2 separate regions of the Homo sapiens genome follow, and region 1 is linked to region 2. A link is an interaction called in ENCODE POLR2A ChIA-PET data of the cell type or tissue named here. Cell type or tissue: GM12878. All regions are shown on one strand. Each heading gives the region's core, and the rest is flanking DNA. Links, peaks and the distances in the headings are about the cores only. Region 1 overlaps MPRIP (myosin phosphatase Rho interacting protein). Region 2 holds the start of LOC284191 (a long non-coding RNA gene).

Evidence for each region. Peaks named below come from ENCODE experiments on the same cell type or tissue, not always from the same donor. Only the 100,000 strongest peaks of a DNase experiment are listed, where the experiment ranks them.
Region 1: POLR2A ChIA-PET joins it to region 2 with 5 read pairs; 2 of 35 experiments call an interaction of 5 or more read pairs at or near these places.

What each region holds. Positions count from the first base shown.
Region 1 is chr17:17,187,560-17,190,465 of GRCh38, reverse strand. MPRIP (myosin phosphatase Rho interacting protein) reads right to left here. Exons shown (of 24, transcript NM_001364716.4): 24 at 1-2,906. Among named protein-coding and RNA genes, the nearest start is that of PLD6, 17 kb to the left of the region's middle. In GM12878, for the core only: no CTCF peak of the experiment used is centred there; no DNase peak of the experiment used is centred there.
Region 2 is chr17:16,979,377-16,982,282 of GRCh38, reverse strand. It overlaps LOC284191 (a long non-coding RNA gene), which reads left to right and starts at 930. Exons shown (of 3, transcript NR_148948.1): 1 at 930-982; 2 at 1,567-2,082. RefSeq lists enhancers at 467-516, 111-650, 617-666, 737-796, 807-1,016 and 3 more. In GM12878, for the core only: no CTCF peak of the experiment used is centred there; a DNase peak (open chromatin) is centred at 1,382; H3K4me3 peaks cover 1,261 bases; H3K27ac peaks cover 2,464 bases.

The DNA of each region.
Region 1 (2,906 bases), core at 335-2,834, 210 kb before region 2:
TCAGCTCAGGCTGGTTCTTAACTGCCCATCAGCTGTGGACACATGCCCTTGCTGAAAGCTGTTTGGCCCAAATGTGTAAACACAAGAACTGTACAAAGGTAAAACGAAGAGCCCCCTCTAAGGGGTGGCTGCAGAACAACCTGCCGTAGCTGCTGTGCAAGGAAGAACGGCCATCTCAGAACGTTCTGTTGCTTGGCATTGAGAACAGTGGTGGCCTTCACCTTTCGATGTGAAGATGACCGTTCACTGGATGAAAAATCTACTGAGTTTACATCTTTAAAGTGGGTGGTGGCATGGAGAAGCCAGGGGAAGGAAGAAGTGTGCTTGTATATGGCACCTCCAAGCCTGAAGTCCGTGGAAAACCCACGTTCAGCTGCTATTACCTACTGGAGACGCTCGCGCTGAGCGGGCTAGGAACCTCTCTAGAGAAGAATGCTGGAGGGCAGGAAAGCCCAGGAAGGTGAAAGGTGCGAAAACAGTGGGTAGATACCTTAATTCTAAGGAACTTTTTAATAAGCAAGTTCCCAGCAGCTTTCTTCCCAAGTCCTTTTAGAAAGTGGGCTCTTTTGCCAGCACTGAGAACCTTCGCTCACTTCAGCTGAAAGGAGAAAACACAGGGCTGATCCCAGCTTGCAGGGAAGGGGAAACGAAACGTTGTCTCTGGCCTGTGTCACCTCTTAGTGCTCCAACAGGGACCTTAGGGCAAGTTACAACTTGTTTAGAAAGCAAATTCCTTGTACAACAGACCTATGGCTCCCCTAGCCAGGACTTTTATCTCATGCCCTAAAACGAATGAAGTTCCCAGGAAAGTGAAGCTTCTCATCAACATGACAAATTTTCTTTAAAATTTCAACATCAAATTCCTTTGAAGTATAATATCATACATTTCCATTCTTTATAGAACTTTGACAATACTTAATTTCTTTCTCCCTTAGTGACAAAGGGGTCACAGTTTTTTTTTTTTACCGTATCTTATAGGCCAGGCGTGGTGGCTCACGCCTGTAATCCCAGCACTTTGGGAGGCCGAGACAGGCGGATCACGAGGTCAGGAAATCGAGACCATCCTGACCAACATGGTGAAACCCCGTCTCTACTAAAAATACAAAAAAATTAGCCAGGCGTGGCGGCAGACACCTGTAGTCCCAGCTACTCGGGAGGCTGAGGCAGGAGAATGGCATGAACCTGGGAGGCAGAGGTTGCAGTGAGCCGAGATCATGCCACTACACTCCAGCCTGGACAACAGAGCGAGACTCTGTCTTGAAAACAAAAAACAAAAAACAACCCCCCTCCACCCAAAAAAACCCCCACTATATCTTATAAAGGAAAGTCTTATAAATTCCAAGCTTCTTTAGGACCATGTTAGGCAAACTCTTCTTTTCAGGAAAAGTTAATGTTGATGTGTCACATTCTTTTCTAAGTGCGAACTGTCTTAGAACTTACCCAAGTCAGTGAATGAGTAGCTGGGAGAAAGGGGTATGTGGCCAGCCATTAAAGTCACCCAACATACAAAGGAGCAGGGGCCAGCAGAGCTTCCCCTACACCCCAAATTAGGCTGCAGGTCATATGCAAAACCTAGGAGGCCAAACAGGATTACTTGTTTGTGTAGGGACCTGGCTGCCAACAGGGACCCCACACAGGGTGGCCTTGGCCTCCAGGGCCCTGCAACACCTAGCGGGCTCTGCTGTGTCCCAGCTCCGTGGCACCCGGCAGCCTCCCAGGAGACAGCCAGGCAGGAGTGATGATCAGGATTGTGTTCAGTTTTCAGCATGTTTCCATGTACCCAAAAGTTAAGAGTCCCATCTACCTCTATAGTAAAACAAAATGATAGTAAATACATTCCATAAAAATGTTTTTCAAGCCATCAGTTTTGTTTCCGGCCTTATCTGTCAGTATTCCTTTCAGGCACATTCTGAGATTCACAACTGTGTTCTTTAAACAGCCAAAATTCCCTCTTCTCCAGCATGAGCTGGAGGGTCAAGGGGTGATGGGAGCTGGTGGCTGCTGCAGAAACAGGTTCTTGCTGGGCCTTCCAACTCACTAAGCAGGCTGTGGGGCCTTGCTCTCCATGCTCTTCTGCCTTCATACTTGCTGAATCCGAAGGCAAGATCCTCTCCGATGTTACCTCTTGTTCAATAAACCTGCAAATTCGCGATACTGCCACCTCTAGTCGCCCTGGGATGTCCACTGCATCACCCACTTAGCACAGGCCCATTATGACTCCCTGAAGCACAGGCTTCCAGCTCAGAGGGCAGCGCACTGTCTCCACCCCTGCCCAATGATCCACTCAGACCCGGGAGGCTGTGGACAGCGCGTCCTCTGAAATGCTGGTCTCCACACCTGCCTGGGGCTGGGGCACCATGGGTGGATAAAGAAACTGACCAGCAGAAAGTGACTATTCTGCACGTGCAGGCGTGCACACAAGGTAATTACCCACAAGCCTGCAGAAACTCACACGAGCACAACTGCCTCGCTTTCCCATTCATATGTGTGGCACAGCTTACTGGCTGGTGCTAGCATACTACACATAAATACATTTATAGGAAAATAATTAAAATGCTGAAGTCTATCTATTTGAACTTCTTCCTCATCGGTAAAGCTGGGAAAGCTCACTACTGTGTAGCTGGTGCCAAGGAGCAGCCTGAGACCCCGCCTGCAGCTGTCCCTAAGACTTTCCTCTCCCCATACAGAAACCAGTTCTACTTCTTCACTGTTCTTCTTTCTTCCCTCTGGAATTCAGGGGTTAAATCCCTTCCAGGGTATTTGGATGCCTGCAGGAAGGAAACTGGAGAGAGGGCCCAGCCCTGTGCAGCACAAGGCTCCCTGCTCAGTGTGGCACCAGTTGGGCAGCCGTCAACATCTGTGCCAGTGTTGCCACCTGGGCAAGTCTCTGTTCCTGGGGCATGTCC
Region 2 (2,906 bases), core at 231-2,730:
TCTTCTCCACTAGTGTACTAAGTCCACTCTCTCCTAAGTGCACTGACTGCTGGGCAGCCCCTCACCCGGGTTGCTGCAAGCTGGCTTCTCCTCCGCAGAGAGGCTGCCTGACTCCCCCGACCCAGGTCCCCAGCCCCAGCTCTCCTGGTCCTGTCCCCTGACTGTCCCAGTTCAGACCAGTATCTGCTGCCCACTCCTTTGCCTACTTCTTTGTTATGCCCTCAGCAGCTCCACCTGTGAGCTCCACCAGTGCTTGAGCTTTGACTTAAGCCCTGCTGCATCCCCGCACCCCTGCACGTTGTAGGTGCTTAATAAATGTTTATGGACTGAGTGAGTGGACATTCTGTTTCTGGGCCTGTCTTCTGCTCTGAGAGGGTAGGGAGTCCCTGGGCAGAAAGAAGAACAACAGGGTCAGCGGGAAGTTGGGCTGCCATTCAGGGCCTGAAGAAAGTTGGTAACAGCCTCAGCTGTTCATTGCCCACTAGAAAGAGCCTGGGCTTTGGGGTCAGGTATTTGTGGGAGCACATCTCAGCTCCCCACATCCCAGACTGGATGCAAAAAGCTCAGTCTCTCTGGGCTTTGACTCTCTCGTCTGTGAGAAGGGGGTCGTGGCAGCATTTGCCTTATTCTGAGGATAGAGTGATTTAAAAATCAAGTTCATATCTGGCACATAGTAGATGTTCAGCTAACTGTGGCCACTTATTGTCAGCCTAACACCTGCCGTGCACACACATGCATCATCGTCGTCACCTTCACCATGAGCCGTGCGGCCTTTTCCAGCTGGGGCTCCCCACTGCTCAGAGATAAAGGTTTCCAGAGGCGTCAGCATGACGCTCAGCCCCGGCCTCTTTTTCTCTCGTTCTTGCACCATCTGTCTGTTGAGTGCCTGCCACATGCCAGGTGCAGCCTCAGATGCCGGAGGCATAGTCACTTTCGGATGAGGGAAGCAGATAGCCCACCAGCGAGCACAGGGACGTGCCAGGTCAGTCCAAGCAGGAGCAAGTGCTCAGGAAATAAACCAGATGGGAGTGGTAGGGAGTGGCCAGGGTGGGGACTCTGGCCAGGGTATCTAGGAAGTCCTCTTTGAGGAGGTGCTGTTGGAACCAGGACTCAGTCCTTCAGAGAGCCACAGGCTGAGCACTCCTGGCAGGGCAGCAGCAGGGGCAAGGCGGCCGAGCGGAGAATGGGCCTGGCTTGTCTGAAGACCAAGACGGCTGTGGCTGCAGCGGAGTTAAGCGGGAGAGGTGGGAGAGGAGAGCAGGAAGGCAGGGGCCAGGCAGCCTGGGGCCTCGTCCAGACTCTCAGCTTCTGTACTTCTCCCTGGGGACATCTGTGAGTCGCTGAGCTGTGGACAGGGAGTGCTCACTGAGTCACCCAGGGCCTCACGGCAGGACCTGGCCACATCTTCTCACGAAGGACCCGGTTCATTGATTCTCCTTCCTCAAATAGGTCCCCTCCACCCAGCAGAACCCAAAGGAATCAAAAGCTTGGGGGTTTTGTGCATTTGTTTTAAGATTCCAACTTTCTTGTCCATTTACCTTTTTATTTTTTATTTTTTTGAGACAGATTTCGCTCTTGTCGCCCAGGCTGGAGTGCAACGGTATGATCTCATGTCACGGCAACCTCCGCCTCCCAGGTTCAAGCAATTCTCCCGCCTCAGCCTCCCGAGTAGCTGGGACTACAGGTGCCTGCCACCAAGCTCAGCTAATTTTTGTATCTTTAGTAGAGACGGGGTTTCACTATGCTGGCCAGGCTCGTCTCGAACTCCTGACCTCAAGTGATCCGCGCGCCTCGGCCTCCCAAAGTGCTGGGATTACAGGCGTGAGCCACCACGTCTGGCCTTCTTGTCCGTTTATTTATTCATTCAACAAATATTCATGAAATGTATGTTGTAAGCTGAATACTTTGCCAGGCTCCGAGGACCAGTCAGGCACTTTGATGCCTTCAAGCAGCCTAGGACCTAGAGGTTTCAATGCCTCTGCTTTCCTATTTATAAATGGGCAGACTGGACCTGAAGTCCTGAAGGCTCACCCGCCTGGAAGCCACCTCTCCTCTGGAGTTCTGATGACGCTGCAGAAGCCTGTACGTATCTCTGCCCAATACCACATGTACAACAGAGGACTTTAACTAAAACGAGTGAGAGAGAGAGATTCCTTTTTCCCAACTTAGGATCTAAAAGTTTCTTGAACGTTCAGTTCTGTGGCTCCATTGCCCACCCAGATCACCCACCCTGGCTACAACCAATCCAAAAACTTGAACAGATTAAGAGTTTACCAACCCACCCTTCCTTTCTGACCTGGAGTGAGAAAGAAGCACAGTTGTCCCTCAGTATCCACAGGCGATCTGGTCCAGGTCCTTAAGAATACCGAAATATGCAGATGCTCAAGTCTCTGATATAAAATGTGTAGTATTTGCATATAAGCTATGCACATCCTCCCATAGAGTTTAAATAATCTCTAGATTACTTATAACACCTAATACAATGTAAATGCTATATAAATGGTTATACTATATTGTTTTCATTTGCATTATTTTCTATTTTTTATCTATTTTTTTTTTTTTTTGAGATGGAGTCTTGCTCTGTCACCCAGGCTGGGGTGCAATGACGTAATCTCTGCTCACTGCAACCTCTGCCTCCTGGGTTCAAGCAGTTCTCGTGACTCAGCCTCCCAAGTAGCTGAGATTATAGGCGTCTGCCACCACATCTGGCTAATTTTTGTATTTTTAGTAGAGAAAGGGTTTCACCATGTTGACCAGGCTGGTCTTGAACTCCTGACCTCAAGCAGTCCACCCGCCTCAGCCTCCCAAAGTGCTGAGTTTACAGGCATGAGCCACTGTGCCTGGCCATTATTTCTATTTTCTACTTGTGGTTAGTGGTTAGTTGAATCTGTGGAGGCAGAAACTGC